6 separate regions of the Mus musculus genome follow, and all the other regions are linked to region 4. The links are chromatin loops, found by intact Hi-C in ENCODE. Cell type or tissue: heart. All regions are shown on one strand. Region 1 holds the start of Irf2 (interferon regulatory factor 2). Region 2 overlaps Irf2 (interferon regulatory factor 2). Region 3 has its middle 8.2 kb from the start of Gm31111. Region 4 has its middle 52 kb from the start of Enpp6. Region 5 overlaps Gm31111 (a long non-coding RNA gene). Region 6 overlaps Gm16675 (predicted gene, 16675).

Evidence for each region. Hi-C counts contacts between places; a loop is a spot of excess contacts. Peaks named below come from ENCODE experiments on the same cell type or tissue, not always from the same donor. Only the 100,000 strongest peaks of a DNase experiment are listed, where the experiment ranks them.
Region 1: it touches region 4 in a loop (2.8-fold over the local background); 24 of 42 quality-filtered maps call a loop at or near these places.
Region 2: it touches region 4 in a loop (3.0-fold over the local background); 12 of 42 quality-filtered maps call a loop at or near these places.
Region 3: a loop joins it to region 4, with 3 times the contacts of the local background. A loop is called at or near these places in 17 of 42 quality-filtered maps.
Region 5: it touches region 4 in a loop (4-fold over the local background); 17 of 42 quality-filtered maps call a loop at or near these places.
Region 6: a loop joins it to region 4, with 4 times the contacts of the local background. A loop is called at or near these places in 24 of 42 quality-filtered maps.

Annotation. Positions count from the first base shown.
Region 1 is chr8:46,739,569-46,743,568 of GRCm38, reverse strand. Irf2 (interferon regulatory factor 2) reads right to left here and starts at 3,824. Exons shown (of 9, transcript NM_008391.4): 1 at 3,633-3,824. In heart, CTCF peaks have their summits at 1,829, 2,466 and 3,999; DNase peaks (open chromatin) are centred at 1,958, 2,628, 2,808, 3,988 and 1 weaker place; H3K4me3 peaks cover 2,770 bases; H3K27ac peaks cover 2,510 bases.
Region 2 is chr8:46,843,774-46,847,773 of GRCm38, reverse strand. Irf2 (interferon regulatory factor 2) reads right to left here. Exons shown (of 9, transcript NM_008391.4): 8 at 2,907-2,953; 9 at 316-1,860. The coding sequence ends at 1,552. Among named protein-coding and RNA genes, the nearest start is that of Gm39170, 15 kb to the right of the region's middle. In heart, no CTCF peak of the experiment used is centred here; DNase peaks (open chromatin) are centred at 1,733, 2,463, 3,073 and 3,203; H3K27ac peaks cover 1,717 bases.
Region 3 is chr8:46,685,162-46,689,161 of GRCm38, reverse strand. No RefSeq gene overlaps it. Among named protein-coding and RNA genes, the nearest start is that of Gm31111, 8.2 kb to the right of the region's middle. In heart, a CTCF peak has its summit at 2,406; a DNase peak (open chromatin) is centred at 2,161; H3K4me3 peaks cover 1,148 bases; H3K27ac peaks cover 1,221 bases.
Region 4 is chr8:46,932,751-46,936,750 of GRCm38, reverse strand. No RefSeq gene overlaps it. Among named protein-coding and RNA genes, the nearest start is that of Enpp6, 52 kb to the left of the region's middle. In heart, CTCF peaks have their summits at 445 and 1,660 (motif pointing left); DNase peaks (open chromatin) are centred at 540, 1,660 and 2,370; H3K4me3 peaks cover 290 bases; H3K27ac peaks cover 249 bases.
Region 5 is chr8:46,669,243-46,673,242 of GRCm38, reverse strand. It overlaps Gm31111 (a long non-coding RNA gene), which reads left to right. Exons shown (of 3, transcript XR_378937.3): 3 at 2,529-4,000. Among named protein-coding and RNA genes, the nearest start is that of Gm31111, 7.8 kb to the left of the region's middle. In heart, a CTCF peak has its summit at 1,558 (motif pointing left); no DNase peak of the experiment used is centred here.
Region 6 is chr8:46,734,023-46,738,022 of GRCm38, reverse strand. Gm16675 (predicted gene, 16675) reads left to right here. Exons shown (of 3, transcript NR_045750.1): 2 at 1,680-1,751. Among named protein-coding and RNA genes, the nearest start is that of Gm16675, 3.5 kb to the left of the region's middle. In heart, a CTCF peak has its summit at 1,551 (motif pointing left); a DNase peak (open chromatin) is centred at 422.

The DNA of each region.
Region 1 (4,000 bases), 190 kb after region 4:
TCAGTTATCCCCACATCATTTGGTCTTCATGGATACCAGTCAACTGTTCTCCTAGCAGGCCAAAAAAAAGAGAAAAAAATTCACATAATATTTCACTGCTAAACATTTTTGATACTTTACATATAATAGTTATCCAAATGTGTAATTCTTTGCCATGATTTGTGTACCCTCAGAGGCACTGTCCTGTCCTGTTGTGATTCCTCACTTTTATTTTAAAGACAAGCTCTCAGCCTGTATCTAAACTTGAACTCACAATCCTCCTGCCTCAGCCTCAATGGGATAAAAAGTATGTACCGGGACACTCACCTCTCTAATATTCGCTTTAACAGTAATCTAACAGAACTTAGAAAGTCAATACATGACACATTTGTGGGTTACTATAATTTACACAATGTTCTTCCACACACAGTATCACAATTGTTCCCCCAAAGCAGCCCGGTAAGTAGAATACACTATTCCCTTTCTTAGACCAACCCCCAGAGGTAATTACTGGATTTATTTTTGGTTGTTGTCAGCTCACAGCTAGAATGCAACTTCTGTAGAACTTGAAGAGGCTATCTGTCCTTCACGGTTCTAGTTGGGTTCACAGAGCCTGCCACTGTGTCTGGTAGTTCATGGCCCACAAATATTTGTCAAATATATAAATAAGTTCTCCAGATTGCGCTAAGGCCTGTTTGGCAGGAGGCAGATAAGGGATCTGCAATAAAATTCCCGGTGTAGTTCAGTAGTCTATTTGCCATTAAAAAAGGGGGTGGGGTGGGGGGAAAGCTGGAAAAGAGGATCCAGATTTTACCGAATAAAGCTGAGATTAAAAGAGTGGTGCACTTGGATATGTGAGGAAATCAATGTGCGTCAAGGGACTATCCAAAGTTTCAAGTCTTCCACTCTTAGATTTAAACAGCTTTCACTCGCTCTGGTATATTAAATATTTACTTAATAAAGTATTTCAGGAGCCCATAGTTCCTAGAGCCTTCAGGACTTCATGTCAATTTCTCTTTTGCCTCAATTTGCTTCCAATTTGATTACAAGTCCTCTTTTTTTGTTTCATGAAGATGCCATTTTTACAGGTTAAGTCATTCTGAAACACGTGCAACTCTTCCTAACTTTTGCAGGTCAAGGGGGGGAAAAAAGACCACTCATTGAGAATGAAATATGTAAGTGTTTAATTTTAAGAAGCAGTAACAAATCATAACAGGCAAGATCTCTTGGATCTAAGCACAAGACAAAATCTAACTTCTTACGCAACAAGCTAGGCTATAAATTATAATCATTCACCAATCACAGTGACGTTCCGGACTTTGCCCCATCAATCAATAGATGCTCCAACGTTACCCCTTAGAGATGCCAACTCAAGCCTGAAATATTCCATTTGCTTGAAGCTGCCTTAGAAAAGCCAAATGCCAAGCTTTTATTGGTTTCTATTTTTGTGACACACGCCACCCCACCCCCCAAAAAAGAATGAGAGTTGAGAAAAATCAGAGACTCCTGCACTTGGGCGAGTGATTAAGTTAAACAGGGCAACCTCTAGGGCTCTGCCCTAACCAAGCAGTGTGCATCTGTCTACCATGCAATCAACCACCTTCTAAAAACAGTAGGCTAAACAAACGGGTCCCTGCACCTGCCCTTAAGCACCTTAAGTGCAGGCTGCTAACTTCAAATGTTACTTGCAGTCAGTCGATATAAAAAAAAACAAAAACAAAAACAAAAACAACCAACAAACAAAACTAATAAATGACTTCAGGCATGACAACAAGCTCCCAAGCTCCCGTGATTCCTGAAAATGCACAACAGGAAATGTAACTGTCCTCCACCCTCAGGAGCCATTCATCAAGAGCAGCCCGGAGTCCCAGCCACAGGGAGGCGAGTGGCAGAAAGCTAACCCCAGGACTACTTTGCCTCCCTGGTACAGACACAACCAAGGAAGGACAAGGAGTGCCCACGCGGGAGGGAGGAGGGGACAAGAAACATGTCCCCCAAGTTTCAAACACACTGGGCTTAAGGACCTGCAAACCCGCTCGCAAACGAGTGACAAGGTGGCCTGCCAATCCCAGGGGTCTTATTTACATCCGACCACCAAGGATCTCGCCTCCACCGACTGATCCGGGCGTCTCACCTGGGGCCCGAGCACAGTCCTGGCTCGCGGCGGAGGCTACTAGCCTCCTTCCCTTCCCTGCTCCTAAGGGGCGAGGGACTGAGGGTGGCAAACGGTCCGAGAGCCGGGGCCCAGCGGACAGCGTCCGGGGAGCCGGGGCCCTGAGCTCTCGCGAAGGCTTCCCGGGCCGCTCAGGGGAGCCGGCCCCCAAGGCCGAGCGACAGGGACTAGCTGGGCACCGCGATTGGCCGCGGCCCGCATCGCTCGCCCAGAGAGCCGGGCCGGCGGGGCGGAGAGGAAGTGGTGGCTGCCGCTCTGCACCAACCATGTTCGGCCGGCGGGCGAATGTCACCCGGCGCCCGGAGCGGGTCGGAGGGCACAGGGCGGGCACTCATTCCCACCACGTCCCGGAGACCCCAAGCGTTCGTCAGCCTCACCCCCAACCCCATGCTAGCCCGCCGGGCGCCGCTCGGTCCCCGGAGGTTCCCCGCCCCCACACCTCGCCCGTTCCGTAGCCAAGGCGGGTCGGGGCCCAGCGCGCCAGGCCGGCCCCGGGGGCGCCCGCGGGGACCCGGAGGCACTCGCAGCTAGGCCGCGCCGGGGTGGGTGACCCCTGAGCGCGGAGCCCTCCGGGGACGCGCCTCCGAGGCGCCTCACGCGCTGGGACAAGTGCAGTGACAAAGCCCGGAGGCCAGGCCAGACGCTGGCCGGCGGGGAGGAGGACGCGACGTTCCTGGCGTGTGGCGGCGGCCCAGTCCCCAGGAAGCCGGGCGCGCCGGCCAGGCCCGCGCCCAGCCGCGCGCGGAGCCCGCCCGGCCCGAGTGTCCACTGGCACCAGACGCCGGTCACCCGACCCCAAGCCCCGCGGGCGAGCGCATCCTGGGACCGCCTTAGGGCAGCCTTCAAGTTTACAGTGGTCACTGCCCGGGCACGGGCATCTAGGGACCGCGGGTGCCAGTCTATTTACACCAGAGACCGCCGGGAAAGAAGGGCCGCTGGGCACCGAGAAGAACCCGGTTCCCTTCCTCGGACCTGGTGGCGACAGTGTCTGTAAACACTCATACACATACAACACACACACACACACACACACACCAATTTTATTTTAAATGAGGCCGGACTCCAACGGACCTGTACCCACAACACACGACACCTGGAGCGCAGAATCACACAGAGCAGATCTGTGTCCATGGAGCCACCTCTTCTCATCTGCAAATCCAAAAGTGAAATTAAACCTTCACTAACCTCCTCCTCCTCCCTCTCTACCTCCTCCTCTTTGCAGCCTCAGCAGCCCCAGTACCAGCGGCAACAGCAGCAGACCCCTGCTTCCCCTAAAATCAGATGATCCATAACTGCGCCGACTCTTCCTCCAAAAATCGGTATTAATATTTATGAACCCCGGCATTTTTCCGTCTGCAAAACATCGTGTCAAAGCATCAGGACGCACATACATACATAGCTCCTCCTGTCCCCGTCAACATGCCCTCGAGAGAAAACACACGCACAGCCACAACTATTATTTGAAAAAAAAAAATGTTACCTCTCAATGTGCTTTTTTTTTTCCACGCTACCAATACAATCCCGCAAGGTGTGAGTGTTGTTAGGGTGTGTAAAATGGAAATGAAAGCCCGTCAGTTGAATAATCGCAGGAGCAAAACTAAAAGTTAGTCCCCGGCTTGCCTGAGAACAGTCCAGATCGAAAGCAAAACAAGGAGAGGAAACTGCGAGGAGCCGAGGCTGGAAATCCCCCCCACCCCCGCCCTCTCCCGGCCCCGCTCCCTCCCTCGCTCCCCCTCCGCCCTCCTCCCTCCCCGCCCTTCCTCCCCAGTGTTTGTTTCAAGCTTGTGCAACCCGGAGGTGGAGGCAGAGGGAGGGCTCCAGCCGCCAGCCTGGAGGTGCGGAAGTTCG
Region 2 (4,000 bases), 89 kb after region 4:
GTAGGTAACATTAACCCATTAATTTAGAGTATAGAGTCTTCATCTCAGATCACGATTTCTGCCTTGTGGAATAGTGATAAACACCCTTTCTAGACACATCTGTGATGAGCAAAGACGGAAACTCACGTAGGACATTCTGCACAAGGCCCACTGCTGTGGGAGGAGGAATTATTCACAGCCTTACCATAGGACCCTCCTCATTTTCTTTGTGGTTAGCAAAGGAAAGCATGCCGGTCTCCAAGAATAAACACTCTGTCAGCTTTGATCCATGATTACGCTCTAAGTAGACACACATAAAGCCAGAAGTGATACCCATTAAAATCTTTAACTATATACCATATTCATTTATTATCAATCCACAGGATAATTTGATTGCTACATGAGCTCATAAAAGTTTTTTTTTCACCTTTACAAAATTAAAAAAAAAATGTGCCACAAGGGATGTAATAACAACTGCTGATGAACAGGAAAAGGAATCTTAAAATTATAAATTTGCTGTAGAAAAGATAAAAAACAATTATATTTTATTTAGAATTTTTTTACCTTGAATAAAATATTCCCCTTGTATAAAAAAATAAAAAAGCTTGCTCTGGTTAGAATTAGAGTATTTTCCGTCTTCAGATCTGGGAATTTGCATAATATTTCCATGACAGTTTTCCTTTGTACCGCGTGCCATTCAAGCATAGCAGATTAGAAAGATTTTTTTTTTATTATTCAAGCAGTCTTAAAATGGGACAGCGGTGAAGAAACTCATTTTCTTCTCCTCCTCCTCCTCCAAGATGTAGAGCCTTGCCTTTGAGGAGAGGAAACTGGAGGAAAGGAACAGGGTGGGATGGGGTAGGCTGGGCTGAGGAGAGAGGCGTGGGTAATGGGCTAGAATGGAGGAGTTGGGGAGGAGTGGGGTAGGTGGTGGGCTGGGATAGAAGGGGTTGGGAGGGAAAGGATAGGTAAGAGGTTGTGATGGGATTGGTTGGGGGGAAGGGGCGCATAGAGGACCGGGATGGAGGGGTTGAGGAGGGAGGGGTGGGTAGTGGGGTAGTGGACACAGAAGGGGTCGCCGAGTGTGCTGTGAAGGAGAGCAAGATTACAAGAAGGCCTATTGTAAGTGCTTCAAGATAAGGTGCAGAAGCAGCCCGCGACATTGCTCGTACTGCCCTATGTACATATTCACAAGAATAAAAAAATTCCAGCTAGTTCACATTTTCTCCTCCGTTCTGAGGCATCCACTCCACCATGCTGGCCTTGACCGTAGGCAACGCAGCACCTCCACTGCCCGTGTGGCTGTTGGTCCTTGAACTTGAGGGAGTAGCCCTGGCAGATCCAGCAGGTTCTAGAGATACGCATCTACCGAGGGGGGGGGGGGGCTGGAGTCCTGAGTTAAGAAGAAGCTCCAGCTCTGGAGTTGGACACAGCAATCAATAATCTATCGTCAAGGCTTTCTCCCTTAGATGTGTCTAAGATAGGTATCATAGAGAAAAAAAATAATATAATACAAACAAAGAACAACACAAAGCTAAGAAATCCCAACAACCACCAGGGAGAGTCAAAGGCTTAACAGCTCTTGACACGGGCCTGGGTGATATCAGATGTCTTCTTGATGACACTGGCCCGGGTCTCCCGGTCTGGCCGACTGCTGCTGGGCGTGGGGGTCACTGGGGCAGGAAGGGGAAGGTCTGTAAATGGGGGCCAGGAGCTGTTGTAAGGCATCGGACAGCTATCCTCTTTGATGGTGACCTGCAGATCTGGCTTGTTGGAGGTGACAAAGGTCGCCATGCTGGGCAGCAGATAGGTGTTCCGTGTCCCCATGTTGCTGAGGTACTGCTTGCCTTCGATGCTCCTCTTCCTCCAGTGTGGTCTCCCCTTTCAGAGAAAACAATCAAGATACATTGCGTTCTTTCCCTTCCGCTGAATGGCATAGGCAAAACAATGCCTTCTCTTACTTTTCAAGTGAATGCCCATGAGCTGTCCCTGGTCAAGACTGTTCTACAAAGACACGGAACATGATGGCAGCTTGGCTCCTATGCTCAGCCTGTCCAGGCTTGGTACTGGGTAGTGTCCAGACATAATGGATGGCCCAACCTAATGAGTTACCCTGCCTTTTCAGAGGAATAGAGTAAGGAGCTTACAAACAGCAAATGCCTTTTGATTGCTTTTTAAATGGGTGGAGCTGAGACACGGGTTTTTTTTTTTTTTTTTGAGCCACAGTTGGCCTTACTGGTTGCCAAGCAGAAAAGGGATTAAAGGTCCTTGAAGAAACCAGATCATGAAATCAGTCAGCATGGCTGCCTACTGTCCTCTCAGAATTCCCAAACTTGGAATATTAGGAATTCTAACAAACATCAGCTTCTCCTACAACCAATCCCTGTTCTCCCCATCAGCTTTAGAGCCACTTCCTGCCATTGTGTGAGCCTGGCTGGCCTAAGAGGGAAGCCGGAAGCAGGTGGGTGGGGAGCAGAGACTGGACACACACCCTCTCTGCGGGGCCACTGAGGAAGGGACCGAACTGTGAGGAGATCGTTTTACTCAGCTCTTTCTGTTCACTTGCTTACTTCTTTCTGTTCACTGCTTGGGCTGGGTAGGCCATTCTATTTCTGTTGGCAAATCAGGATGTTTACAGCCAGAAGAATATCAACATTTCCTGGCCCTGACTTCGAGTTCCTCTTCCTGCCATGTTATATTGATCTCTCTTCTGAGGGTCACACTGTGCTCCCTCAACCCCGCCCAGCACTTCATTTTAAGATTAGACTAAAAAGCTAGGGTGAATTGTAGGATATGGATGTTCTCTGTCTCTCTCAGTTTTTCTGTCTGTCTGTGTCTATCTGTCTGTCTGTCTGTCTGTCTGTCTGTCTCTCTCACACACACACACACACACACACACACACACACACACACACAAACTGGCTTACCTCTGCGTTCTCTTCATCACTGGCCACACTGTCGGTAGTTTCGCTTTCTGTATAGAAAGAAAAACAGTCTTGTTGCTCAAGCTATTTTGAGGCTGCAGGAAGTGTCTTTAAAACCTATGCCAGCACTTCAGAAATACAAAACTACATGTACCCTCTCCCTCCACTTTGTAAGGTCAAGCACTTCCACATGAAACAAGCTGGAGTGAATTTCAATTCTCTGCTTGATCCTCTAAGAGGAGTGGGCTTTGGGGCTGAGGAGGAGGCTCACTTTCCAAGGCTATGCTGCCAGAGTCCCAGCTTCCCAGGGTGGAGTGCTGTGCCCAAGGCACCTCCTCCCCACTGAAGTTCTGTCCACAAAAGCACACCATCTTTTCTTCTAGTCCATGTTCTCTTGTCACAGGAAGTCCAAGAAGCCTTCCTGTATCTCTCCTGTATCATCCTCCTCTTAGATTTATAGAGATCCAGCTTCCACTGGAGTTAAAGCAGGTGACCATGTTGTAGATGCCCCAAGCCCTTCGCTGAGCCTTTACTGTCTTTGGGACCTGTCCTCCTCAGTTTGGATAGGAGCTGTGACTTGCTTTTAGCCAACAGAACACATCAACGACGTAACTATTATATGAGCAAATTCATGTCATCGTGTAAGATTCAACCTGTCTTTCATGGATACTCTCTTGCCTGCTGGCAGTGTTAGGGAGGCCCACATGGCAAATTTAAGCTAAGGGCTGCTTCCAGATAAAAGCTAGCAAGAAATTAGGAATCTCTGTTCTTCCCCACTTGCAAGGAATCCAGTTCTGGCCAATGCTTCGTGAGGCACTGGCTCAACAGCTGAGTCTCAGACGAGTTGCAGTACTAGTTAATGCCTAATGACAGGTTAGCAAGGCTCTGCTGCAAAGGACCCAGCTAAGCCATCCCTGGATTCCCAACCCAGAGGCTGTGAGTTTTGTACTGTGGTAAGCCATCATGTTTAGGGCTGTACAGCTACATAGCAATAGATAATATAAACCCGATTGGACCTGCCAGCTATGTGACACAGAGAACAGTTCTTAACCAGAGTGAGCTAAAGTTACCTGCTACCTTCCAGAGAGGATTAAATG
Region 3 (4,000 bases), 250 kb after region 4:
TTACCTTAGAGCAGGAGTTCTCAACCTGTGGGTCATGAGCCCAACATCCCTTTCACAGGGTCGCACATCCTGCATATCAGATATTTCCATTATGATCCATAACAGTAGCAAAATTACAGTTATAAAGTAACAATGGAAACAACTTTGTGTTTGGGGGTCACCATAACAAGAGGAACTGTAATTAAGGGGTCACAGCAATAGGGCATTAAAAACCACAGCATTAGGCCATTGAAAACCACTAACTTAGAGTTTCTGGCTCATGTGCCTGCCCTACAGATTTCAGACCCTCCAGTCCCAACAATTGTATACGACACTTCCATGAAACAAATCACCTAGTATGTTTTTCAATTATATATGTATACTATCATACATGTACATGTAAAGTTACTATATATATGCATATATATTATATGCAACTATACATGCATGCCATGTACCAAATATACATATGCATGTGTATAAATATATATATATATATATGTGTGTGTGTGTGTGTGTGTATGTGTGTGTATATATACATATGCATACATACACATATATACATATACACATATACATATATATATTTATATTGATATGTGTGTATACATATTTCTTACTGGCTTTGTTTCGGTGGGGAATTCCCACTGATGCGTGAAGTACTTAGCACAAGGGACATAAAAGCAAAAGCACACTGTATTAAACCTTAAGATGCCAACAGAGAGCTGTGACCGAGTCAGATGTGACTCACACAGGCACTGATATCTGACTTGTCTTCTCCAAGATCTTCAGGCCCTTCCTAGATTCTCTAGCTTCACTCACCACCCTTAAATCATGATAAACATGTTTTGTTTTGTGACAATGTTTCTCTATGTAGCGCTGGCTGTCCTGGAACTCACTCTATACACTAGGCTGCCCTTGAACTCATAGAGATCTGCTTGGCTCTGCCTCTGCTGGGATTAAAGGCAGGCACGATAACCACCTCGCTATCATCAATATTTCAACTTTTTAATGTTTTTATCATGTGTGGGTTTCTGCCAGTGAGTACAGTGGCCAGAGGGACCAGCAGAGGATAATGATCTCCTGTAGCTGGAGCTACAAGTTGGACCTCAATCAGTCCTCTACAAGAGCAACAGGTGCTCTTAACCACTGAGTCATCTCTCCAACATTTATATCTTAACTAGCATTTCTAGTTAATCTGACCTCTTATTACACAGTCCACATTATTTTTGTTTTAACCATCATCATATCATTATTAGCATCTCAATTTTAGGGTGTTTATGGAGAAGGAGCGTGTCCTTTTGAGTTGCTTTCACAAAACTATCAAGTACGGAGAGGAAGCATAGTGACTCACAGAGACTCCAGAATCAACAAACTAGGACATGCATCTTAAGCCCCCGACCCACCCATTTCCTCAACAGTGTCTTTTTATAAAGAAATGTATGCCCACTTTGAGTCACCTTTTTTGAATTTTTTAAAGTATGCTAGGCAAGTACTCTACCACTGAGCCCACCGCACTCACCCTTTAGCCCATTTCAATCTGAACTGGATGGGAATTGTAGTTCCTTAGAAATTACACCACACGCGCGCGCGCGCGCACACACACACACACACACACTTTCAGTTTTCCCTAAGTAGTATCTTCAAGACACATTAGTAGTAATAGGTTTTAAAAGATTAGAAAAAAAGGATTCCAGGCCAACACTAACAAAATCCTTAAAAACACCTGGTAAAGAAAGCACGCATACGTTTGCAGAATAAATTATCTGACAACTTATCTATAGTATTTTTATTTTTCACTAAAATGTCCGTGGTTTAAAGGGGGTGGGTGAAAGAAAAGAAAAGAAATGGTCACTAAACCACTATAACTCAGGATTGCTGGCCTGTCTCACTGATGATCTCTGACAAGTCCAAGGACTCGGCTGAATGACAAGAACAACAGCCAACCACCTGTAAGAGGACTGCCTGAAGGCGGAGCCAACGCCTCTCCCAGAAAGCAAGGTCTGTGCACACCAGAAAACGGGACAGATGCCGCCCTGTTATGGCTTGCTGTCCCCCTCTCCTCCCAGAAAAATACAAGCTAGTCCCAGTGACCTCCCAAAAAGACCCTAAATCCAGTAGTCAGCAAGGTTACTAACACTCCGGAAGTCCTTCGCAGGAAGTAAGGCTGCGCGGGCGGGGACACGATGCATCCTGGGAGATGTAGTCCACACTTGTGGCGCGCAGACGCAGTGGTAATGCAAGGTAGGCGTGCAGAACCCTGTGCGAGTTTAGTTTTCATTAATGATGTACTTTAAAAGGTATCAAAAAAAAGTCAGGTACTGGGGCCTAACGGCCTCGTTTCATATCACAGGGACAATCTATGAGTTCCTGCTAGACAGGAAGACTCGGTTTAGGAAGACAGTCCCTATCTAGTGGATCTGAAATAGATTGAGATAGCCCCCAAGTGGACAGTGAGGAGAAACCACATCTGTGCTATCAACAAACAGGTTGTTAAATCCAGGGAGGCAAGCCTTCCAAGGAGAGAAGTCCCACATCAGTCCCACTCTCTTTGAAATATAAGACTGCTATTGAAAATGTGTGTGTGTGTGTGTGTGTGTGTGTGTGTGTGTGTGTGTGTGTGTGTGTGTGTGCGCGCGCGCGCGCGCGCCAAAATCAAGATTAAAAAAGGTACCATCTGGAAGCTTAAACAGCAGAATGTTAAGATTAAGTTTTGGATCAAGAGATTACATTTCTGTTTCATGCATTTCATTATTTGGAAGGATAAAGAATCCCTTTTAGGTAGACTATGTCAAATGTAAAGCAAAGCATGTAGAATACATATTTTATACACCGGATATTTTCTACCATGTTATTTGAACATAATTTAAATTCATTCTCTCTCTCTCTCTCTCTCTCTCTCTCCTTCTTCTCCTTCTTCTTCTTCTTCTCCTCCTCCTCCTCCTCCTTCTTCTTCTTCTTCTCTCCTCCTCCTCCTCCTCCTCCTCCTCCTCCTCCTCCTCCTCCTCCTCCTCCTCCTCCTCCTTCTTCTTCTTCCCTCCTTTTTTTCTAATGGAACAACTCAGGAAAAAAAATTCTTTACAACGTGAATTCTAATTGTTGATAGCACTTGAACTATTAAGGATTTGTTAATATTATGTTTGTACTCTATGAGTTTGCTTAACTTGTTCTTTATTTCTTGTGTATTTTTTATAGATCCTTTAGGATTTTTTTCTTAATATGGACAACCTCGTCATCTTCAAATATAGTCTTTTTTATTTTTTCCAGCATGTGTGTTTTATATACTTTATTGCCTTGTTGCAATAGTTGGGACAGAAATGAGGGCAGTCACTACTGGCTTCTTCCTCGGATATAAAGAGAGAGCCGTTCAGTCTTTCCCAGAGGACTGGGTATTGACTATGGATTTGTTGTTATTGTTTCTCTGTTGTTATTGTATCTCTTTTACAGATATCCTAGGGGTTTTTTTGTTGTTTTTTTGTTTTTTGGTCTATTTTTAGGTTTCTGAAAGTTCTGAAAGTTACCGTCTAAGCTTGGTCAAATTCTTTTACTTGAAATGGTGGTGTGCTTTTGGGGTTGTTTTTGTGGTTGGTAGTGTTGATGTTGATTGACACACTTAGTTATATTGCTTGGTTTTTCAGAGTTCAAACAGGTCTTTCATCCCTAGGTTGAACACGGGGTAATGTTATTCCCATAAAATAAGTTAGAAGATACTTCCTCCTCTTTTCGTTCCTGTAGTTGTTTATGTACAATTTGTATCATTCTGTCTCCTGTTGATGCCATGGTTCTTTTCATGTATCAGTTTTGCTAGACTCACAGGACCCAGATATTTGGTCAAATGTTATAAATGTTTCTACTGAAGGTTTTTTTTGTTTTGTTTTGTTTTGTTTTGTTTTGTTTTGTTTTGTTTTGAGTCCTTTTGGTCTGTTTTTCTGCAGAAGTCTAATCTGTTATCTAAGCTTGGGGATTACTTTTTGTGACAGGGTCTCTTAATTTAGTTCTGGGCGATCTGGAACTCAGTAAG
Region 4 (4,000 bases):
TGTAACTCCAGTTTCAGGGGATCCAGCACCTTCTTCTGCCTCTCAGACACACATGTGATGCACGGGCAAAACACTCACATACATAAAATAAAACAAAAATAATGATGAAAAATTAACCAGTCAAAAGAGGGTCTGTGGTAGAGTGTTTGGTATGCAGGGGGCTTGGGTTCAACTCGCAGCATAGAAAAGAAAAACAAAGAAAGAAATCCTTCAAGAAGAACTAGCTTGTTTTTATTAAATTTTTGTAACGAACACCAAATAGGCTTTGAATAATGGTTTCTCCTGTGGAAGGACCTGCTGTGAGTCCACACTGTGCACACAGCAGGGAGCATGGCCCAGGTCACCATCCAGTGAACGTCCCTGCTCACTTAGTAATGTGGGTAGCCATCCTGTGGAGGGTCCCTTCCCGGTCTCACTTTCCTTTCAACCCTGTAGATTCCAACACTTGGTGTCAGTATTGCCCCAAAGCCAAAACAGGATCAGGCTGGAAATTAAGAAAAACCCGAAAAGCTCTGGAGTGTGTTTTCAGATTCGAAGGCAGAACAGCGAACAGGAACCCTGTGAGTGCCATCGCTAAGCTGGTGGCTGGTCCCGCAGGAGCCAGAGCTGCTAGGGAACAGATGGGGAGGGCCCTGAGCCTGTCTGGGACAGGGGTTTGGCACTCTGGCTAAACTGATTGCCCCGCAGCTATCTGGCCCTCCTGGAGCTTCTTTCTCGCCCATGCTAGTACCCGCTTGTTAGGAACTTCCTGTGGTCCATCCTTGTCGTAGTAAATGCTTGGTGCCCACGGGTATGAGGGGAACAGCACGTAAACAAACATACGCAATAGAGAAAAAATGAAGGCCAAAGGAAAGCAGGCTGGTTGACGGGTTATGGGTTCTAGAATCATCCAGACACCTGATGTCCTCTCCCAGCCACTGGGCTGTCTCTTTCTTGTATTTCTTCCCATTTGCTGCTGCTCCTCCTCCTCCTCTCCCCCCTCCCCCTCCATCTTCTTCCTCTTCCAACTCCTCTACTCTTCTCTCCCCTCCCCCCTCCTCTAAATCATACTCGAGATCCAGGTAAATTTATGTTTGCTGCTTTATTGCTTTTTTTTTTTCCTAAGCCACAACTGCTCAGAGCTTGGGATGTCTATCACTTCTCACCTAGGTCTACACCAAGCCCGGTCCCCCTCTCCCTGGTGTAGAAAGGGTCCTGTGTCACCCAAGCACCTGTGCCTGCATTGGGAGAAGGCAAATGACACCTTCGTCATTTATAAATGCTGAAACCACAGTGCCCCTTTCTTCCCTCACTCCATTCCTCTCTCTCTCTCTCTCTCTCTCTCTCTCTCTCTCTCTCTCTCTCTCTCTCTCTCTCTCGTTCCCACGATGTTAAATCCATCCTGCCTACGGGATTTTTTTTCCCACTAATTGCACCACCTGCTTAGTTTTCTACCATTCTTCCTTGGTTTTCAAGGAATCACTTGCTTTTTTGTGTAGTCGTTCATGGGATTCAATACACGTGGCCATTTTCTTGATAGGAGCAAGAGAAAGGTGTGGACAAATCTTACCTTGGGGCTTTGCCTTGCACTGAGGAAAAGAACTGCGGCTGGGATGCAGCCTGTGGCTTATCCACCCCAGAGATCCGGGAGCAGATGTGAACTCTGCCCTCTAGTGGGGAAAGAGGGGGAAAGCCGCTACCCTGACCTCACCAAGACCAGACCACATCTACACCAATGGGAACCTCCTGAAGGATGATACACTGTGGATCCTTACGCCAATCCGCCAATCCTAATTTGGACCTGAATTTATGCCCAAAGGATCCATAGGAAGAAGTAAAGACGGGATTTTCTCTTAGGGGTGCCACCGACCCTCTGCCTCAGTGGGGAGATGCCTCATGTCCCGCTGCTGTGACAGAATGCCTGAGATAAATCAATGTAAACACCAGGTTTATGTGACCAATACTTTCAGAGATTTTTAGTCTACATTTGTGTCGGGTCTCGACTCCCCAAAAATGACAATCTGGGTTCGGCTCAGGCTTACTTGGGCCAGGTCAACACTTAGCATTCCTTAGAAATCTTGTAAAATGGGTTTCTGCTTGCCATGAAAACTGTTACCTTCTTATAAGCTCCTGCAGTCTCCGGAAATTGCATTGAGTTCCCTATTAACTTAAACAGTTCCCCAGTGGGTCAGAGCCCCATGCTCGTTCCCAGGCCGCTCCAGCTAACCCACCCTCCACCCGCTGCAACATGTCTCCTTCTAACTGGCAGGACTCTGCCGATATCCATGCTGTTTTCTCTGAATCCCAGGAGACAGCCTTGGTGGTTGAATAAACTGTTTTCCTTCACCCACAGAGCTGTCTAATTTTGGCAGTTTCACTTCGCCTTTGCTTACAAGTAGATGACACACATTGGTTCTAGGATGACGGAGGATGTGGGGGCGGAAGCAAGTGGCAGAAGTTGGAGTGGGATTCGCCTCATGGGAGCTGAGGAGCAAAGAGACAGAAGAAAACATTGACCCCCTTTAAGGACACAACAGCCTAACTTATTTTCACTAGGCTCCATCCCCTAATGATGCTACTATCTCTCAAAAGTATCAGAGGCTGATGACCAAGACAGCCATTTGGGAATATTGAATTTCCCAGCCATGAAAACAAATAGAATCAGGAAGTTGATAGTGCTTATAATGAATGCAGGGTTAGCTGAGAGAAAACTCATGACAAATATTAACATCCGTAAGCACGAGAGCCATTGACAAAATTTAAAACCCAAAGAAGGGGCCCAACAGGTAAGGTTTAAATAGCTTCCTCATAGGTGAGAGGCAAGTGGGGGGATGTTGTGGATAGTTTTAGAGATCCTCTGAGTTTTGAGAACGGAGAACAAGCCTGGAGAACAGTAGATGGCAAAAATTCCTCAGCATAGCAGCTGAGATGCGGAAGTTTGCCTCTGCCTCGTGATAAGTTGATTCTTCTTTGGCTGATGACATTTGAGTAAGTTTCAAGGTGACTTTGCTCCTCCTGGGTGACTCTGATTTTTTTAGGCAGATAATGGACTTCATAGAAACCTTCTCTAGTTGCCCCACCCCTACCTGTTCTGTTTATCCAGGGGCTCCTAAAGTCATCTGTACAAGTATCTTTTTTTTCCCTGAGCCCCAACACTTCTGTCCTTGAACAAAGGTCCTTTTCTGCAGTTCTTCTGGATTTCAGGTATTCTAATATCTCATGGGTTGATTATTTCCATCAATGATATTGCAGACAGTGATACTGGACCTTTCAAAAAATGTTTGACTTAAAGACCTGGACTTTGGGCTCTGACACCTGCTCAGGAGTTGAGTGCAAACAGTGCAGCCATTGTCTAACAATCTGCTCATTTCCCTTTGCAGCTGCTGTGAACATGTTATCTGTGTTATTTAGAATGTTGCTATTAATCATGAGATCCCCTTAGTGTATTTATCTAATTTCTTGATATTGGACAGCTGTGGCAACTTTTTAATATTTGTGGCACCAATTAACACAATGATAGACAGTAGTGTAGCTTAATCTTTATAATCATTTTTTAAAAAAAATTCTTTCAAATTTCATATATTATAAATTATTCCACATTCTTCATGGCAAATATACAGTAGATAATACTTGCATCTCCGATAGCCACTGTCTTCCCTAAGATTTCTATTGTTGTGATATAACCAAAAGGAACAGGGCAAAAAGGGTCTATCTTAGCTTACAGATTCAAATCAGAGCTCATCACTCACAGAAGTCACGGCAGGGACCCAAACAGCAGGAATCTACAGGCAGGAGCTGATGCGGAGGCTGTGGAGGGATGCTGCTTGCTGGTGTGCTTCCCATGGCTTGCTCAGCCTGCTTCCTTGTGGAACCCACGATCTCAGCCTGGGAGCGGCACTGTTCACAGTGATCTGGACCAACCCACATCAATAACCTATCAAGAAAATGAACCATGGGCCAGTCTGGTGGGGGCCTATTCTCAGTTAAACATTCCCCTTCCAAAATAGTTCTAATTTCTGTC
Region 5 (4,000 bases), 260 kb after region 4:
TTTTAAAAATGGGGGATACAGAATAGGGTTCTCCTACCCTGAGTCTCTAGCACCACAGAATATATTTTTGGCTCAGCTTTAATTTTCCATTTCAGCCATAGTGAATGGACAGTTTCCTTGGAGCTCAGACACCCCCCCCACACACACGCTATCAACATCCCTACTCAAGCCAAACTTTCTGCCTAGGAGCTGAACCCAACGTTGTAGGAGTATGCTTGCTCTCAATAACAGCCCAGAAATGTGGGGAAGTTAGAATGTCAGAAAGAAATCTACCAGCATGGGATAGCAAAGGATCATGGGTACTTTTCCTTGTTGGTCATGTCACACTTCCTGCTTTCGTCCTCCTGATGTTAATTCCCCAATAAACAACCAGTTCCGAGTGTTCACTTCAAGCTCTGTTTTAGAACCCCTAAGAATAAACGGGAAGAGTTGGTCCCCACGGCCTCATCAATTTGAGTTCTTCCCTGCGACTACTTGAAAGGCTTGGGAGATATGGCCTTCTTAGAGGAAGTGTGTCACTTGGAGTGGGCTTTGGGATTTCAAAATCCCAGGCACTTCCCAGGGTCTCACTCTTCCTACTGCCCTCGGGTCCATTTGTAGGGCTCACAGCTACTTCTGTTACACCAAAATCAATGATTTTCTTTATAAAAGTTACCACAGTCATGGAGTCTCCTCACAGCACTAGAACAGAGACTAGGACAAGACCTTTGGTTATTTCCCCCATCTTTGATCTAATTTCCTTTTTTATAGATCCTCACTTTCAAAAGTGAGTTCCAGGGCAGCCAGGGCTATACAGAGAAACCCTGTCTTGAAAAAAAAAAAGCAAAAAACAAACAAACAAACAATTTTCTGAATGATCATTGCCTGCCTGCTCATGAAATACACACATGGATCAGAAGCCAGGTGGAAAGAGAAGCTGTTACTAATTTTGATATCAGAAATTCTAATAAAGGCTCATCTAGACCCTTGTTACTCTTCACCTCATCTGATGACAGGTACAGCAGATTTCTCTAGACAGTCCATGTTTCAAAATTTTGACCTGATATTTTTGAATGACTGATAACGTTATTATCAGTTGGACCTTTGTCAGCATTTAAGCGTCGTAAAATACAGTGACCACGAAAGGGGAGACAGAAGAGGGTCCTGAGGACTCTACCCCAGACTCCGGTTCTATGTGAGTGGATCCATCACTCCTGACCCGGAGATGAATCTGGTCATTTAATATTTATTTCCACACTGTAAAACCTCAAGACAGAATGGTGTCAGAAAGTGGCTCAACCAGGAGTAAATCATGTGTCTCAATGTTGGGAGAAATCTTAGACTAACCCATCAATCAACAGATGAGAAGCAACCAACCCTGCCATAGAGTTATAGACTAAGGTAATCTATAGAACAATAAATGTGGGAAACCCAATGCTAAAACTTTCAGGTATATCATAAGCATTTGTCATTTAATAGTACCTTAGTGTTTAATGTAAAATAAGGGGCTATTTTTTGTTATGGACATGAAAGGTTAGAGTTTATTTTATTATCTATGGCTCCCCCTCGTGGTGGAGAGAGGATGCACAGCCAGGCGGGCATGAGAGCCTGTGCCTGACAGCTAGTTGTCATATATCATAATCAATAACTTTATATACCTAGACATTAGAGTGTTGTCTCTACAGTACAGAGTTATCTCTATGTACAGAGTTGTTAAAATGTGTTTTGAACATATTCCAAATTATTCAATGAGTATTTATTGAAATTAATCATGTTAACTATGAACATCAGGCCAGGACATTTGTGTGCAGAGATCAGCAAGGCAGGGTCTTGGATGGAAGACAGTCACATTATTTCCCAAGAATGACCCAAAATCATATATATATATATTATATTATATGTATTAAATATACAATATATATGTATTACATATACATCTGTATATTGATACATAATATGATATAAAGTATGTTGTAGCCTTTTTAGTTCTGCTCTTTTCTACCCCTGCACCCCAGTTGGCAAAGTTTCAAAAGTTCAGACTAGAAGCAGTAACTCCTGCCCACAACCCTACCTCTTTTTTTTTTAGTTTTTTTAAATTTATTTTTATTAGATATTTTCTTTAAATACATTTCAAATGCTATCCCAGAAGTTCCCTATACCCTCCCTCTGCCCTGCTCCCCTACCCACCTACTCCTGCTTCTTGGCCCTGGCATTCCCCTGTACTGAGTCATATAAAGTTTGCAGCACCAATGAGCCTCTCTTCCCTGTGATGGCCTACTAGGCCATCTTCTGCTACATATGCAGATAGAGATATGAGCTCTGGGGGTACTGGTTAGTTCATATTCACAACCCTACCTCTTAAGAGGCAGGAGCAGGTGGGTTTAGAGTTCAAGGCCAACCTGGACTTCATAGTAAGTTTTCAAGACAGCTTGGGCTACACAGTTAGATACTATCTCAAAGCATTTTATTTTATTTTATTTTATTTTATTTTATTTTATTTTAAGGAAAGAGTATGTGGTTTCAGGACACTCCATTCTTTCTTATTACAGGTAAATCAATACCGTGCCTGTCACAGCTTCTTCCCCGCCCTCCTCCTTTTGGATGCAACGGCTGTTCTCTCTCAGTTTGTGGGGAGTTACTCCAGAGCCTCCTCCTCCAGGGTACCAAATCTCGGGCTGGCTTGGTTCCTTACATAGAATGTCATGGCATTGCCCAGGACCTTGGGATAGCCTCCAGATACTTCAAATCATCTCTCCATTGCGTTTGTGTTCCTTACACCTGTACAGAGTCAGTGCTGTGTGAGTCATTGTTGTATGCTTAGAGAATGGTGCCAGGTTTTTTTTTTTTAAAGCCTATGCATGTTCAGTGCAGATGCAACTTCTACTTTCAAATATGTTGACTGTGATACAAACTGAATCTTGGAACTCAGCATGTGAAAATACAGAAGATCCCCTGCACCCTAAAAAGAATAGTGTCTCTATCAAACATACCCTCTCATGCCTGAGGTCAGTCTGAGATGATAAGATGTAATACTCACTGGAAAATTGTACCATACCCTCCAAAAGTCGTTAAATTTACTCTGTGAAGAACCAGAAATGCACAACCACATAACAGAGGCAAATGACTTCATTTTATTATTCATGTATTCCTAAGATCCTGCAATACCGTCAACTTCTCCATTTGCTGATATCCGTGTAGTAACAATAATATCATTAATATCATCAAACCCAAGAGACATTAGGAAGGAAATGCTAACCCAGGGATGCTTGGGTTGGTCCCATATAAAACAGCGAAAGGTGTAAACTTTCAGGGGCTGGAGAGGTGGCTCAGCAGTTAAGAGTACTTGTTGCTTGTGACCACTTGTAACTCCAGATCCAGGGGACTGGACTCCCTCTTCTAGCTTCTATGAGCAGGAATTCTTGTAGTTTACATACCTGCATACAGCAGTTATTCACATAAATAAATCTTAGAAGGGTGGTGGAGAGGGAGAAGAGCAAATGTTCACAATGCCCAAAGCCAGAGAAACTGTTTGGAAGTATGATAACGAGGGAAGGACTACAAGACTATCTAGGAGACAAAGTTGTGAGGAGAAAATGGATGGAGCAGGTGAGCTTTGCAGGTCCCATACAACACAGAAAACAAAGAGGAGCTGGGCTTAGCTGAACGTATCAACACAGTATTAACAGTAAACCTCCCACCCAAGTACTGCCAGACTCAGACGTCCTTAGCTTCTACTCTATTTTGATTCTGTTGCTATGGCAAATGCCATAACCAAAAGCCACTTAGGGAAAAAGTGTTTTATTTTCCTGTGAACCCGAAGCCAGGATTGCTTGTTATTTTACACAGCATTCCCTCAGATCAGGGAACCCACTCAGAGCCAAGGCAGTGCAACAGAAACCACAACAGATCACTGCTTCCTGGCTCACAGGTTCACCTTTGGTTAGATAAGGGCTTACTTAGTAAGGGCTTCCTTACACAGTCCACCTGCATAGGGATTGATGCTGCCCACAGTGGGCTGAAC
Region 6 (4,000 bases), 200 kb after region 4:
TGGGGATTTGAACTCAACTCCCCATTGCTTGCTCAGCAAGCCCCCTTCCCCCATCTCTGCGGCCCCTTTTGTTGTTGTTTTCTTTGCTGTTGCTGTTTTTTATTTTTGCTTGTTTGTTTGTGTGTCTGGGTTTTTTGTTTGTTTGTTTGTTTTGTTTTTTGTTTTTTTTCTAGACAGGATCATCTTAGGAAGTCTAGGTGAACCAGAATTGTTTTCCAAGCTGTCCGGGAACTAACAACGTTCCTGCCTTGGCTCTTGAATCCTGGAATTATGGGCCTGTGCTATCTCTGTTTATTTTAATCGGTGTGCAACCCATTGTCTTCTCTTCCCTAGAACAGGGAGAGGAAAGGCCTACATAAATAGCCCCTCCGGTCCCCATCCACACGCCTTCTTTCTGAGCTTCTTATCTCGGTTCAGCATCCTTCATGTGCAGGCCGAAGGAACGACAGAAACAATGAGGTCTGGTGGGGCCAACCGATGTCTCTTCCCTGCTATCTATGATAGGAGCTTCCTCAGAGATGAAAACTCAGGGGAGCCAGAGAGGACCATGTCCACAAATCTCTAAGAGGCATCCTAAGGCCCTGTATCCGTGAACAGAGGCTAGTCCTGGAAACCCCATTGCCAGGCACAGGGAGCATCCTGTCTCCGTGCTTTCCTGACGATTGGCTTCCCATTTGTGTCTTCACTAGATTCTCCATCAGGAAACAGTCCTGCCCGCTCTAAGTGCACCCCAATCTCACTGTTTCAGAAAGAGCAATGCCCTACTTATGTGTGGTCTTTAACCACACATAAAAAAGTTTTCTTGGACTGTTAATTTTTTTTTTCAGTTCTTGATTCCTTCTTTCCCACACGGTCTAGCAATCCATCCATCCAGTCCTATCAGTACACATCCAGTCACAATCAATCACAGCCTAGTTACAGGTCCATGCAACCCCCCAGGGTCTCCAGATGAGATGGATCATGGCAGTCCCTGAGCACCATGCCCAGTCACCTCCCTTGGGTTTGTCCACGTCAATAGACACATGGTTATCCAAATCAAGCAGACATTTTCTTCCCTTCAAGCCCAACTCGTGTCCTCTCTGCCCCTCAGAAGCTCATCTGGAGCTTACAGAATAGAGGCCATCTTGGTTATAAGGCACGTGAAATCAGTTTAATGTGGTAGCAGACTATCAGCTAGCCTCACGTGTTACCAGCTCAAGTGCCTATATCCCCACCCCCTTGCAAACCAACAGTCTTTTCCTTAATTTGCAGAATGTCACAGTCATTCTCACATCCCTTATTTGTCATTAGCCTGGGGCCCAGCACATAGAGGGTCAACTATTTTTGAATCCACAATTCCTTGCTCTTATCTCTGAGTTCGTACGGAATAGTCCAGACTTTCTCAGCGCATTTGTTTTATACTTCAATAGCATTTTAAAAGGTTGGTTGAGGGGCTGGAGAGATGGCTCAGTGGTTAAGAGCCCTGGCTGCTCTTCTAGAGGTCCTGAGTTCAATTCCCAGCAAACCACCTGGTGGCTCACAACCATCTATAGTGGGATCTGCTGCCCTCTGCTGGTATGTCTGAAGACAGCCACAGTGTAGTCACATATGTAAAAATAAATAAATAAATCCTTTAAAAAAAAAAAGGAAAAAAACGTTATTTTATTTTTATTTTGTGTGCATGCATGTTTTGCCTGTAGGCATGTGGATTCTGTGTGTGCCTGGAGGTCAAAAGAAGACGCAGATCTCCTGGAACTGAACTGTGGATGGCTGTGAGTTTCCATTTGGGTACTGGAACCTGAACCTGGGTCCTCTGCAAGAGTTGTACGTCCTCTTAACGGTTGAACCATTAGGCCAGATCCCATTAAGAACATTTTAATACAAATGTAACATTAGATGGAAGTCAGAAAACATAGAGAAGTTGAAAGAAAATAAGAGTTGTTGGGCGTAGTAGCAAGCATCTGCAATCCCAGCATTTGCCAGGCTGAGGAAGTCTGAGTTCAAGGCAAGCCTGAGCTACATAGGGAAACCTTGTTTAAAAAGAAACAAGGTTGAAGATGTAGCTCAATTGGTAGTATTTTCTTAAAGTAAGCAAAGACAGGAATCTGTCTTATTTACATCCACCATGTACATAACTGTATACACACACACACACACATACACACACACACACACACACACATACGGAGGTGGAGTCCCGCAATTTTATCCTCAGAAATAGACCTATGGATATTTCTATGTGCTTCCCATTCGTAATCTTTCGAATGTGCCATTTCCCATCCTTGTCTGCTCATGGTTTCCTGGTGCAGTCTGCACTTCCCATCCCCCGCTGGGCTTCTGTGACATCGTTCTGTCCCGTTCTGTTCCGCTTCTTGGCTGGCTCTTCTTTTGCTGCCAGCCTCCTAAATTATGGTGTTTCCAGGCACCCCGTCTCCAACCCTCTTATTTTCTCATTTTATATGTTTGGGTTTTTTTTTTTTTTTCTCTTTGGGCGCTCTCATCCACGCCCAGAGCCTGAGATATCACTACAGATGGTCCTGAACTTAACAATCATTTACTTACAATTTTCCAATTATGCAATGGTACAAAAGCAACAAGGACTCAGTAGAAAGCATACGGCAAATTCTGAATGTGGGTCTTTTCCTGGACTAGCACTAAGCAGTATAATACTTTGTTGCCATGTTGGGCAATGGCAGACCTTTTCATCTCCCATTCAACCACAGGGCCACCCTGTGAAACAACCCACACACTGCAATGTCCCAGTTGCTACACTCTTTCTCTAAACTAGGTATGTCAATAGCATTTTAGGATACAGTGCTTCCACTGGTAAATGTGTTTATGGGGGTCAGGCACCTTACAAGTTGAGAAGCATCCATATTTGGTGATGATTTCAAAATAAACTCTGAGCTACTGACATATATCACTTCCTAGATGCCAGTGAGATTCATATATATTCCAAATTCAGGTCAATACTCACACTAGGAAAACACAGACCATCTCAAGCCCAGGCTGCCTTGAAGTCAGGATCCTCCTCGCTTGGCCTTACAAATTCTGGGATTACACTCTTAAAGTACTCATAACATCTTTCCCTACAAACGCATATTGGTCATGTCATCAGGAGCCAGGAATCTGGGAAACATCACAGCACCGCCCCCTCACCAAACACACACACAACTAGTTTGAGCCCCTGGGGCTCCCTTAGACATAGGTACTGTTTGCAATTTTCCAGGCCCTTGAGCTCATAAAACGTAGGATGAATAGGACCGTGTTCTTACGCCCTTGATGAAATGTCACTGTAGATCAGAGATATAAATATGACTCAGAACATCCACATGGTACTGATCCACATAGTCACAAAATATTTCTTGACTCTTTGATGATGCACACACACATACTCATACGCATGCACACACACATACTCATACGCATGCACACACACACATCTCTGTGGAAAATGAATCAATATAGAAAAATACAGTCTTTTTGGTAGTCTGTGAGAAGAGTACCATTTGCGTTATAGTAAAATTAGAATATATTCTCAGGGATTGCATTTTTCATTTTATCTGCAGAATGGGCGTCCTACAGGATCTCCCTGGGTGTGTGGATAGGGATCTCTTCAGGAGAGTTAGGACAATAGGTATTTAAGCAGGGTGTGTGTAACTCTCTCTATGAGTACATCTTGGCAAACCAGAGAAACTGAAGACACACTCAGAGTGAACCCCTTTTTAAAATGGACATCTAATTTATCTTACTGATAAAGGAGATACTTTTAATAACATCATTACTCAATTCACAAATACGTGCTGGGCGTCCAGAAAATGCTACTTAGCACTGGCTATATAGCAATGGACCAAAGGAACCAAAACCACAGTCATCTGGAACACTTTTTTTTTTTTTAAATAGTCTAGTCAATTACCATGTCGATTTCCAATATAGCATCCCCGGAATGGCAGGGACATGGCCTCTAGCTATTATCACAGGCCTTAGAATTGCACATCACAGTTGTAAGAAGGTGTACTGT